2 separate regions of the Homo sapiens genome follow, and region 1 is linked to region 2. The links are chromatin loops, found by intact Hi-C in ENCODE. Cell type or tissue: Calu3. All regions are shown on one strand. Links, peaks and the distances in the headings refer to the core of each region. The heading gives the core; the rest is flanking DNA.

What was found. A loop is a pair of places that touch in the nucleus more often than their neighbours do. Peaks named below come from ENCODE experiments on the same cell type or tissue, not always from the same donor. Only the 100,000 strongest peaks of a DNase experiment are listed, where the experiment ranks them.
Region 1: a loop joins it to region 2, with 2.9 times the contacts of the local background. A loop is called at or near these places in 1 of 110 quality-filtered maps.

Annotation. Positions count from the first base shown.
Region 1 is chr13:36,417,605-36,424,421 of GRCh38, reverse strand. No RefSeq gene overlaps it. Among named protein-coding and RNA genes, the nearest start is that of CCNA1, 11 kb to the left of the region's middle. In Calu3, for the core only: a CTCF peak has its summit at 3,840 (motif pointing left); a DNase peak (open chromatin) is centred at 3,841.
Region 2 is chr13:36,758,757-36,765,573 of GRCh38, reverse strand. All of the region lies in intron 1 of LOC102723490 (a long non-coding RNA gene), which reads left to right. Among named protein-coding and RNA genes, the nearest start is that of RFXAP, 57 kb to the left of the region's middle. RefSeq lists enhancers at 2,847-3,351, 3,352-3,857. In Calu3, for the core only: no CTCF peak of the experiment used is centred there; a DNase peak (open chromatin) is centred at 3,513.

The sequences.
Region 1 (6,817 bases), core at 1,807-5,806, 340 kb after region 2:
GCAGCCTCCACCTCCCAGGTACAAGTGATTCTCCTGCCTCAGCCTCCTGAGTAGCTGGGATTGTAGGTGCCTGCCACCATGCCTGGCTAATTTTTGTATTTTTAGTAGAGATGGGATTTCCCCATATTGGCCAGGCTGGTCTCGAACTCCTGACTTCAGGTGATCCACCCGCCTCGGTCTTCAAAAGTGTGGGGGATTACAGGTGTGAGCCACCGCGCCCGGTCTGGCTTGTAGTTTTCTTTTTTTGATGTGTCTTTGTCTGGTTTGGGTATCAGGGTAAGACCGGCCTCATAGAAGGAGTTTAGCAGGGTTCCTTCCTCTGTTTTTCAGAATAGTTTGAGTAGGGTTGGTATTAGTTCTTTAAATGTTTGGTAGAATTTGGCATTGAAGCCATCAGGTACCAGGCTTCTTTTTACTAGGAGACTTTTTATTACGGCTTTGATCCCGTTACTTGTTATTGGTCTGTTCAGGTTTTGTGTTGTTTTTTTTTTTCTGGTCCAATCTTGGTAGTTTGTGTATGTCTAGTTATTTGTCCATTTCTTCTAGATTTTCCAATTTATTGGCATATGGTTGCTGAAAGTAGCCACTAATGAGCCTTTGAATTTCTGCACTATCAGTTGTAATGTCTCCTTTTTTTCATCTCTGATTTTATTTATTTGGACCTTTTCTCTTTTTTTCTTAGTTACTCTGGCTAAAGGTTTGTTTAGTTTAACTTTTCAAAAAACCAACTGTTTGTTTCATTGATCTTTTGCATTTTCTTCATTTCAGTCCCATTTATTTCTGCTCTGATCTTTATTATTTCTTTTCTTATACTAATTTAGGGTTTAGTTTGGTCTTGCTTTTCTAATTCCTTAAGATGCATCATTAGATTGTTTATTTGAATTTTTTCTTCCTTTTGATATAGGCACTTAGAGCTATCAGCTTCTCTGAGTACTGCTTTTGCTGTTTAGTATGTTGTTTTGACGTTATCATGTTTTCAAGAAATTTTTCAATTTCCTTCTTAATTTCTTCATTGACCCATTTGTCATTCAGGAGCATATTGTTTAATTTCCATGTATTGATTTTTAGTTTTATTCCATTGTGGTCAGAGAAGATGCTTGATATTATTTCAATTTTTTTAATCTTTAGGAGTTGTTCTGTGGCCTAACATATGGTTTATCCTTGAGAATCATCCATGTGCTGAAGAAAAGAATGTGTATTCTGCAGCCATTGGATTAAATGTTCTGTAAATATCTATTAAATCCATTTGGTCTGTAGTGCAGATTAAATCCAGTGTTTGTTTGTTGATTGTCTGTATGGGAGATCTGTCCAATACTGAAAGTGGACTATTGAAGTCTCCAGATATTACTGTACTGGGGACTATCTCTCTCTTTAGCTCTAATAATATTTGTTTTATATATCTGGGTTCTCCAGTGTTGGGTGCATATACATTTAAAATTATTATGTCCTCTGGCCAGGCGCAGTGGCTCACACCTGTAATCCCAGCACTTTGGGAGGCTGAGGCAGGCAGATCACCTGAGGTCAGGAGTTCAAGAACAGCCTGGCCAACATGGCGAAACCCTGTCTCTACTAAAAATAAAAAAAATCAGCCAGGAGTGGTGGCATGCCTATAGTCCTAGCTACTCAGAAGGCTGAGGCAGGAGAATTGCTTGAACCCGGCAGACGAAGGTTGCAATGAGCTGAGATCGCACCATTGCACTCCAGCCTAGGTGACAGAGCAAGACTCCATCTCAAAAAAAAAAAAAAAAAAGCCTAAAGAATCTGTATAGTTTTCAGTTGTGAAAATTCTGTTTGGAAAGAAGAAATCACAAACACATGTAACTTTTTAATAATAATGATAAGTCATAAAATTGTGTGCATGCATATGTGTTCTTTTTTGGCAATTAATATTTTTTCTGACTGAATGAGGCAGCTTGGTGGCTCTATCCATGATATCAGAATTATTTATTACTATTTTTGGTTTTTATTGACAAAGAATATCTTTTTTCATCCATCAGTTTCCATTACTGAACACGTTGCCTGATCAACAGTGAAAAAAAGTCCACCTGAAGTACAGTGTTCTCTGTGTATATGAAAAGCACAACACATTTTCATTTATTCCAATAATAGACACAGAAGTTGCATAAATGAGTAACAAAGAGTCTTATGCAAAGTTTAGTCTTTTAGGAGACTTTAGTCTTATTTAGTCAAATACACAACACAAGGTAATTAGAGTGAAGTAAAAATTTTCTAAGAAGTCCAGAGAAAGTTCTGGTTAAAAGCCACATATGTTTTCAGTTAATTACAGAAATGAGGAAAGGTTTCTTGAAAATGGTGATTTTGTGTTTAGCCTTGAAATCTGGATCTGGTTTTGATCTGCAGGGTTTGGGGAACCTATTTTAGGAAAAGAGTTCTGCATAAGTAAAGACTCTGAGAAGATGATTATAAAACATGTTTTGGATTATGCTGATGTCCTATAACACCTGAGATTATAGTAAAGGATACACTTTACAATCAGGAACATTGGGATAATGTCCTGTAGTATTTTTGAATGCTAGAATAAGGAGTTTGCTGTGGCACTTTTGAACAGAGGAATGATGAAGTTAGAGCTATATTTATAGAAGAACCATCTGAGAGCAATGAGTAGCCTGGGATTTGGGAGTAGGAGATGTTCAGGAAACACTTGCTAGAGGAAATGATGACCTGAACAGGATCATGCCCTGAACACAGAAAGAACAGGAGGTTCAGTGAAGTCACTCTGACCACAGAATCTAGATGACTTAGCAACTGACTGTATGCTGGCTTTGAAGGAGAAGATGGAGACAAACATATTTTGCAATTTCTAGGTCAGGTTGATGACAGGATAGTGGAGCCAGAAGATTAGCTAAATTCTGAGGAAAAAGAAAGTGAAGAGCAAGTTTGATTTCAGACATCTTAATCATAAAGTCTTTTCTAATAATTGCCCAGAACTGCCACATTTCCCTCCACCTCCATCCCTACATATGTATGAGTTTTGATAATAATGAATTCTCCTTATTAACAGAGATTGATTATGGAGTTGGAGATAAAAGTAGATTGATTGTAATACATTTGATACAATGTACCCCCACTGTAAAATAATTATTAGTAGTTAGACAGCTATTCTAGGAAAACCCACGAAGAGGGAAAGAGCAACAGCTTCCTGTCTACCATTTCAGGGTCCCACTCTCCCATTCAAAAGGCCCTCTTCCAAAATCGTGAGTCCCCTAGCGTCATGGATGACATCTTCCTCAACTTTGCAAGCTCTTTTCCTGGCATAGTGCTCAGAACATAGTAGGCACTTCATAAATGTTTGTTGATTAAGTGATTGAACAATAAGATGCAAGTTATGCTTGTTCCAAAAATGAGAAAAAGATGGCCTCTCTATATTGGTTTTATGTGGCTTACTTCTTCATTACTGACCAAGACCATTGGCTCAAAAGCCTGCCGGCAGCAAACTCAAATTCTTGTACAGCCAATTGTTTTAAATATGGCCCAAGAAAGCATATTTTTTAGTCATTCAGAGCCTGCCTGCTTTGCTTACCCCAGAAACTCCACCGACATCTGTTAGCCTTAGATATGCCAGACCCTGAGGCTATGGAAGACCCAAGTCCGTGCTGTTCTTCCTAACTCTCTGACCCAGAGCCTCCCACATCGTGAGGCTGAGGGACATCACCTAGCCAGGTAACCCCCTTTCTCTGATTTTCCACTCCCCAGGGAGTTCCCTTGCTCTCTTCCCCTTTGGGTGGTGGCCCCACGCCATGGTCTCTGGAAGGTCTCCAAGAGCCCTGGGCTTCACCCCCACCTACACTCCTACATGCCAGCCTGTCCAAGCACCACACAAAGCACTTTGTGTACTGCTGCCACCTGGTGGTCATATCTTTCCCCTACCAGCCCCGAAATTGCTGCTTTCATGACATTATTGTACGTGTATGAGGGAGGAAATCTGATGTATTAAATTGCTTTTTCAAACCTATGTGTTTTTTTCTTTCTTCCTTCTTAGGAATTTCATATTTTGTCACTCACTGAAAAAATTCTTAGATCTGAAAAGCTAGGAGGGTACTTGGAGATCATTTCATTAATCCCTGTCTTATGTAGGTGAGAAAACCTTGGTTCAGACCTATTTCCATCAAATTAAATTTCTCAAAGTGACGTTTCAGAAGTAAATTAACACTAATGAATTCTAATTCTAGGATTTATACTAAGAAACTAATCATAAATAGGTTCACCTATAGAGCTTTTTATAATAGAGAAATTAAAAATCATCTGTATGTTTCAGATGAAGGGATTTGTTAAATGAAGTATAGGGCAGTAGTAGTCTATAGTGACAACTATGCAGCAGTATTCTGAAAAACTATTATAGAGTCATGTGAAATTATGTAGAGAAAAAGTGACATACAGAAATGTTCATAACATATTTTATGAGATAAAGTATAAAAACAGTAAGTTTAGTATGTTGGATTTTCACTTAAAATTTTTATATGCTTGGAAGAAGCACCAAAAATAAATATGAAATATTAAGTAGTTATCTGTTTGCATCGCAGGATTAGCTGATCCTAATTGAATTCATTTGGTTTATCTGTAGTTTCTAAATTTCCTATAATAAAAATATTAATTGCTGAATAATTAAAAAATTATTAAAGAAGTCAATTATCATGGCAAGCTGCAAGTTCAAGCTAAATGTGTTATCCAGTAGAACTTTCTGGCTGGGCACGGTGGCCCACGCCTGTAATCCCAGCACTGTGGGAGGCCGAGGCAGCTGGATCACTTGAGGTCAGGAGTTTGAGACCAGCCTGGCCAACATGGTGAAACCCCGTCTCTAGTAAAAATACAAAAATTCGCCAGGCATGGTGGTGCACGTCTGTAATTCCAGCTACTCGGGAGGCTGAGGCACGAGAATCACTTGAACCCAGCAGGTGGAGGCTGCAGTGAGCAGAGATTTCCCCCACTGCACTCCAGCCTGGGTGACAAAGTGAGACTCTGTCTCAAAAACAAAAACAAAAACAATAAAAAACTTTCTGCAGTGATGAAAATGTTCTGTATACCTACATTTCCTATGCCATGTGGCTACTGAGCATTGGAAATGAAGCCATTGCAACTGAATAACTGAATCTTTAATTTATGTAGTCACAGGCAGCTAGTGGCTACCATATTGGTTAATGCAGGATAGACTAGGTGGTAGTTGAGAACAGTCATAGCGCATTAAGAGTGATCATAATTAGTCTAGATCTGCTACTGTGTATGCAAATGTGTATGTTTTTCTTGACTAGCTTCCCCCTAAGTTATTATACCATAATTTAGGATAAAGTGTACCAATAAATGATGACATGAAACCATCTATGTAGAGGTTTTTTTGAGAAACAACTACTTCATCATGTGATTTATAAGGAAGATCCATTTATAAATGAACAAGGAGAGTTCGTCCAGAAATTACATCTTCCTTGTTAAAAAACTGTTCATTCTTTTCCAAGATCATGCAATAGTCCAGAGGTAGAACAAGAACAGCTAAAAGATCAATCTGGATTCTGCTAACCTGGCAAATTAACCCAACTTTTATCATTTAACTTTATAGATATACTACCTACTTAAATATGCTGAATGCTAGACTTACTTATATAATAGTAGTGTAAATTGTCGCTTAAGCTTCATTTTTGTTACTAAAGTTGTTATGTTAAATTTTGTGACCAAATTCATACCCTCCTTCCATAATTTAAGAATTTGCCTCTCAGATTGACATTCAGACTTGTGATATCCTCATTCCTCAGACAATGCTTCATCAGCACCCAAGATAAATCCTTATCTGAGATATGTTGCTTCGTTTCTTGCTTCGTGACTTAACAGACCCGTTATTTGTGTAAATGAGCCTTATTGGAATACAATGAGCTGCCTATCTGCTTTCTGGAAAATATGAAATAGATCATTTACGCAGCAGTGTGCTCACAGTTCTGCGTTTTGATACTATTGTTATTAGACTAACAGGTTCATGTGCCTGCTCTCAGACCAATACACTGAGACAGCAGAGAAAGTTTAATGATTACGAGGCAGACCAGTGGTAAGATGGGAGGAGACTCTTAACTCCATCTCCCTGAGGTGTTCTGGGCTGAAGTTTTTAAGGGGATTATGGAGAGTAAGGGGCTGGAAAATTGGAGTCATTGATTGGTTAGGGTAAGGGGCATGAAATCATCAGGATGTGGAAACTGCATTCTTTGGTGAGTCAGCTCTTTGTGGTATCCTTCAGAGCAGCTGGTGTTAGTAGTTTTACTGGTACAGGGGAACTGAAATCATATCTCAAATTGAAAACTCAATATTTCACAATGCTTCTGTTATCTATAGAGCAGTTAAGAAAAACGATAGTCTTATGACAAGGTCTAGTGATTCTGGAACGTTAAGCAGCAAACAATTATAAGGAAGCTGGTCAAAGAGCAGGCTGACCTAATGATTAATGTGACTATGCCGAAAGATTGGTTTATTTTTGTTTTGTTTCTCCACCTCCCTTATTTCCTGAGTAATTTTATAAAATTTATAGGGACAGTTTCACTTTTAGAACCAAAAATTTCTATTACTAGTTTACTTAATTGTGTAGACTTACTTTTCAATAGATAGATTCCAGAGTGCTTTCCTTTATATACTTATTTACCTAATAAAGCAAGCATACTGTATTGTGATGAAAAATTCTGGAGTTGTGATGAGAATAACATTAAGTATTAAGATGGTAAGTTTTTCAAGTAGAAATTTTCTGGGAGAAATCCTCACAATTACAAGGAATATGGAAGATATACAGCTAGAACTATGACTTTTTTGGCTTTCAAGTCCAAGATTA
Region 2 (6,817 bases), core at 1,584-5,583:
GTATGCATTGATTAAACCCTAATCCTCTCTTTCTATATTGCCAAACCTGAGGCAAACCAAAGTATTCCTCACTGAAAACATCACTCATGATTCTTAAGGAAACACTCAGATATTACAGTAGGCTGAAAAATGTTCCCTTCTCCCCAAAATATTCATGTGCTAATCTCCAGAACCTGTGAATGTTACCTTATTTGGAGAAAGGGTCTTTGTAGGTGTGATTAATTTAAGGATCTGAAGATGAGGAGGTTATCCTGGATTAACCAGTTGGGCCCTAAATGCAATCACATGTATCTTAGTAAAAGAGAGGCAGAGGGAGATTAAAGACTGACACAGGAGGAGATAATGATGTGAAGATGGAGGCAGAGATTGGAGGAATGCAGCCATGAGCCAAGGAATGCCAACTGCCACTAGAAGCTAGAGGAGGCAAGCGAGAATTCTTCCCTAAGAGCCTGCAGAGGGAGCATGGCCCTACCAATATTTTGATTTCAGACCTCTGGCCTCCAGAATGGTGAGAGAATAAATTTGTGTTGTTTTTAGCCACCAAGTTTGTGGAAATTTGTTACAGCAGCCACAAGAAGTGAATATAGATGCCTTTAGACATTTCTTTAGTATTTATTGATTGCAACTTCATAAAGTCAAGATAATTTCAAGGCTAAGTTTTATGGCTGTATTATTCAAAGCAGTTCTATCACTAACCAAATTATGAAGTTTTGAGTGGGGCACGGTCTTCTTTTTACAAAATAATTCGACTGTTTAGGTACCTAGCACCTTCATGCAAGTGTGACTCAGTGTATACATAGGGGAGTTATGTCAATGTAATTTTAATATGAATGCTTTACATTGCACAAGGCCAAACCCAATAGAACTTTCCAGGAAGACAAGTCTTATCTTAGATTCTATTTCTCAATTTTTCAGGTTAGATGAGAGTGGTAATCTTTTTGAGAAGGAAAGCACAACATATAGGTGGTCATACAAGATAGATGGTTACCTTCTCCGTGCATACATACAGCCCTGATTCTCATGAACATAATTCATATAAATAGTAAGTTAGGACATGTCTTAACTTTGAAGTTGGGATTATATTAAACTCAAGGGGGACACAAAAACGATTGGATGAGCAAGTGAAAAGCAGACCTCCTGGTGTGTGATTTCAGACAATTATTGCAGTCCTTGTTTATTGCCTCTTACTAATTAGAAGTTTCAGCACACAATCTTTCAGCTGTACTTGAGCAGAGGGGCAGGAAAAATTCATTAGCAGTTCAGTACTGGTGATGGCAGCCCTGTGGGATTGCAGTACAGGATAAAGTGAAGTGACGGAGCCTGTGAGGATTTGGAAGTTTCATGTAGGCATGGAGACACAGATTATTGGTGATATGGGTTCATTTGCATAGAGCAATTTTCCAGTTCCTAAATCCTGAATGCAGAATACCCATTTGGACTTGTATGTCCTGCTTCGTAGGCATACACCTTCCACTCTACCATGGGCTGACATTTTGTTGGAATAGATTTTTCCCCTTACCCTTAAAAAAAATTTCTGTGGTACTGAAAAAAAATCAGCTTCTCATTAATTAGAGTGCTCATGTGTCAAGAAAGAGAATCTAGTAGTAATAGAAAAGTTGATTCATAGAAGAACGAGTCACAGGTGGGAGGAAGAATATATTTGTATAGATTTTATGCTGTAGGATATTTACATGTCTAATAGAGTTAAAAATAAAAGTAAAATTTTCTCTTTACCATAAGCAGGTAGGGTTTTGGCCTGTTCCTTAGTGATTTAATCAGGATGCATAATGTATCACATGAAAAACCAAGAGCTGAAGAGCATAGTTAAGAGTTTTTCTTTAATATTCCATTGATATTAAGACCCTGCCTTCCTCATCCCCATCCTTCTGTTAGGTGAAAGGCTTCATTCATTCATCCATTTCTTCAACAAACATTTCTATAGTAGTAGCGTGAGGCATGTGAGGGACAGAAGTGAAGAGTCAGGAGAACTGAGCTATGGTGGAAGCACAGACATGCAGAACCTGGGTGGGACTTGGCAGAGTGACAGCAGCCAGGCCAGTGTGCAGGGAGGCGCCAACTTGAAGGTGCTGAGAGCTGATGGGTTCTGGAAGTTTAAATGGGAGGAATTCAGGGACAGGCTACAGATTCAGGCAGCAGCCAGATTATAAACCCAAATCAGGATTTCGTGTCATAACCCTGAAATATCCTAAAGTGTTTTACATTTTTCTTTAAGACTCTCAAGCTTTTTAATAACAAGTTTTGTTTTTCTAGTAGCATCTATTAACATTCTTTGTAATTCTCAAGGGATATAACTTGGAAATGATTGGACAGTGTAATAGTCTTTGCTGTAAAAAGAGAGTAAGATCACTCCTGTAATCCCAGCACTTTGGGAGGCTGACGCAGGCAGATCACTGGAGGTCAGGAGTTCGATACCAGCCTGGCCAACATGGTGAAACCCCATCTCTACTAAAACTACAAAAATTAGCCAGGTGTGGTGGTGCACACTGTAGTCCCAGCTACTCAGGCGGGAGACTAAGGCAGGAGAATTGCTTGAACTCAGGAGGTGGAGGTTGCAGTGAGTCAAGATCACACCACTGCACTCCAGCCTGGGTGATAGAGTAAGACTCCGTCTCCAAAAAACAGAGAGAGAGTTAAGAGCCATCTACCCCAGGTGGAGAAAACACCAATAAACATTATTGCATAGATTTTGAGAGAGGGGCACTGGATTTTCTATTGAGCGTGCAACAAGCCATTTCCCTGGAAGTAACTCTCATTTTCACTTTGTACCAAAAATAAATTCTAAGCCCTCCAACCAACTGAATGAACCCCTCCTATTGATATGGGAGTTAAAAAGAAATTACTTAGGCAGATAGTGACGCTATGGAAGTCCTCGGTAAGGTTTTCCTTTTAATGAAAAGCAGCCCAAAAACATTTTCCTTTTTAACTAAGAGCAGCCTGTAAAATCGAGCTGCAGACATAGATGCTGGCAGTTGTGCCAATCATGTTCAAAATGGCGGCTCCATCTTCCCTTTTCTTTGTCAGCCACGTGTATAATAAGGAGCAGACAAGGTGGCACTGGCTGGGGGAAGTCCATTTGCATAATAAGATTAGGGTGGAGTGGCCAGTCTTTCCCATGTGCTATGTAAATGTCACACCTGATTGAACCAATCTGTGGGCCCTATGTAAATCAGACACTGCCTCCTCAAGCCTGCCTATAAAATCTGGTGAACTCCTTGGCTGGTGGCCTTTTCCTCTGGGAACCCTGTCTCTCACTAGAGAGAGAGCTGTTTTCCTTCTCTTTCTTCTGCCTATTAAACCTCTGCTCCTAAATCCCTTGTGTGTGTGTCTGTGCCCTAAATTTTCTTGTCGTGAAGCTATGAACCCCTGGTATTTACCCCAGACAACAAAGCTGCTTCACTATGGCCAAGGAGATTCCAAAGAAACCTGAAAATCTAGTTCAAGACATGACAGGAAGAGGAGGTGGACTTGCCTCACTATGCCCTCCTCCCTTTGGAATTCAGGCACAACTGACCAGCATTAACATAAAAATAGAGATCTTGGCAGGGCACAGTGGCTCACACCTGTTATACCAGCACTTTGGGAGGCTAAGGCGGGTGGATCACTTGAGGTCAGGAGTTCGAGATCAGCCTGGCCATCATGGTGAAACCCCGTTTCTACTAAAAATACAAAAAATTAGCGGGGTGTGGTGGCGCGTGCCTGTAATCCTAGCTACTCAGGAGACTGAGGCGGGAGAATCACTTGAACCTAGAAGGCAGAGGTTGCAGTGAGCCGAGATAGTGCCACTGCACTCCAGCCTGGGCAACAGAGCGAGACTCTGTCTCAAAAAAAAAAAAAAAAAAAAAAAAGATCTTAAGACTGACAAACAGACTCTTTGTAGCAATAAGATACCAAATAGATACCAAATTCCAATCTGACTCTAGTAGAGCATCACAGGACAGATAGCAGGCTCTGAAAGAAATCAAAGTATTTTGTCCCAAATATAATCCTTTGTCATATTTTGAAATGGCCCTGCAAAGCTGTCTCTTGTGGGGAAAACTTACATTCTGTAGAGAATCCATTTTTCTCTATAGGTCTTTTTCTGATCCTGAAGAGATTAGCTGGCAGTCTAATACCTTTTAAGGGTCTGAATAGGAAACATTTGTCATCTATTGCCTCTAAGGGTGGCCACCTATCAGATTTCATCTACATAATAAGACCTTTGGTCTCCACAGCCCCTTATCTTAACCCAGACACTTCTTTCTATTGATTACAGGTCTTTAGACAATAACTTAACTTGTTCAACCAATTGCTAATTAGAAAAACTTTGAAACCACCTATGACCTGGAAGCCCCCACTGCGAGTTGTCTTGCCTTTCTGGACCAAACCAATCTATATCTTACATGTATTGACGGATGCCTTATGTCTCCCTAAAATACATAAAACCAAGCTGTAAGCCAACCACCTTGGGGGCACATATTTTCAGGACCTCCTGAGGCTGTGTCATGGGTCATGGTGCTCACATTTGGCTCAGAATAGATCTCTCTAAATATTTTACAGAGTTTGGCTTTTGTGTCAACAACTTACAGCCTTTCCACCTCCCCCAGCCCATAAAAATTACTATGAAGAATAAAAAAACCATGACATAAAAGGGCAATGCTCCTACATTCTTCCCTGATGCCTGAACCCTGCTTATTTTCATGACTGAACTAGGAAATCCTACAGCTCTGGGTTTGGGTAATCTGCTGATGACAATTACATCATTAGCTCTACTAAAGCTAAAGAGCGTATTGCTTTTCTACCATGTGTACTAACAACTGCTTTCTCATTAAATCATCTCTTTTTATAATTTATTGAAAAACAAATAAAATATTCCAATTTTCTTTAAGGTTTAAATATTATCTGTGTTTTACAATTGGTTTCCTTCCCCCCTCACATGCCTTTGAATAAAAATTGAAACTTTCGTTTAATTTTTTTCCAGTAAAGTAAAAATCATCTAGTCTTTTCAGTAAGATGTGGAATGTACTATATCTGTTAGTCAAGAAGTATGTAGTTGGGAAAAAGAAAAACACCTAATTCATATGGGATGTTATTTTCAGCTTGGTGTTTAAGCTGTGCATCTCCTTTAGGCTCAATCATATGATAGACATTGTCTGTAGAAAACAATTAGGTTTTTTTTGACATTTAGGATTTTATTTAGTTCTTTGGTATTGAAAGTTAGTACTGAGAAGGGTCCCAGAGAACATTAATTCAAAGGAAATGAAGCAAATTGTGAAACTTGTGTCCAATCCTCTCGTCACATTAGAATGATCTTGGACCCCTCTCCTCCTCTTCCTTCCTCTTCCAATATCTGCTCCCTCTTCCATTTAAGCTTTGCCCTCTTCTTTTCTTCCTGGTGGGCTTAAGAAGCTTGAGGTGTTCAACCTTGGCTTTCCTATTTCCTATTGCAGCTGTTGGAAGGTAGCTAGAGAAGAGCTCATCACAGCAGTATAAGGACAATCTCTGCTCTTGTACGCTCAGGTAATTTTGTTTGTTTGTTTTTGTTTTGAGATAACCTCGCTCTGTTGCCCAGGCTGGAATGCAGTGGTGTGATCTTGGCTCACTGCAACCTCTGCTTCCCAGTTTCAAGCGATTCTCATGCCTCAGCCTCCCAAGTAGGTGGGATTACAGGTGTGTACCACCAGGCCCAGCTAATTTTTTAATTTTTATTTTTAGTAGAGACAGGGTTTTGCCATGTTGGCCAGGCTGGTCTTGAACTCCTGACCTCAAGTGATCCACCCACCTTGGCCTCCCAAAGTACTGAGATTGCAGGCATGAGTCACGGCACCCAGCCAGCCCAGGTAATTTTAGTACAAATTCCAGAGGACAGAAATGAAGAGATTAGTATAAACTTAAACTCTGCTACTAACTAGCCATATGCCAAGCAAATCATTCCATTGAAAGCGAGTTTATCTCTGTCACTAAACAATTGTGTGGCCTGCTTTTGGTAATTCCCCTTTGAAATAAATTTAATGGCTGCCTAACTTCATTCATTTATTTATCCATTGAACAAGTACTTATAAAATAACTATTATGTCCCAGGCGTGGTTGAAAAGTTCTGGGGATGCAAAAATGAGTAAAAGCAATATAGTTCTGCCTCCAGGAAGTTACTTTCTAGAGAGGAGACTTTAAAATATTGGCAAACAAGGGTTTTCCCATTCATTCCCATTACATTTTATCTCCTCGCTGTGGTTTTAAATTTTGTATCTTAGCAAGCACAGCTGCTGACATTGACTTTTTAAAAGTAAATGAATTAATATTAATATAAGAATTTACTTTTGGAATACCTTCTTTTTTTTAAGGAAGAATTCCTATAACTTCTATATCTGGAGATTAGCATTCTTGCTTTACATATGAAATGGTATTTTATTTTGTTTAAACATTGTGATATCACAGATATCTGTGTGTTTAAACAGTGGAACATCACAGAGTCTGAGAACAGTCTTTTGGTGTTTCTTTTTCTTTGTAGATTTGTCATCACACATATTAAATATTATCCATCTTCTAGGTAATGCTTAATAAAAGGAGATGATTGTCTTTGACATTTGCCCTGGCATAGAATAATATTTTAAGCTGAAATCATGACAAGGTTTTACAGTTCATTATATTTTACAAGAACTATCCCATATTGTATGTATCACTGTCTATAACATTTAATTCCAAAGATTTCAATTCAAATAAGATCCTAAACATAGAGACTTGGGGAAGAAAACCAAACAGGCAAAAAAGAGTTTGATTATTGTAATGCATCATAATTAGGCTTTGGATTGTGGCTCAGCAA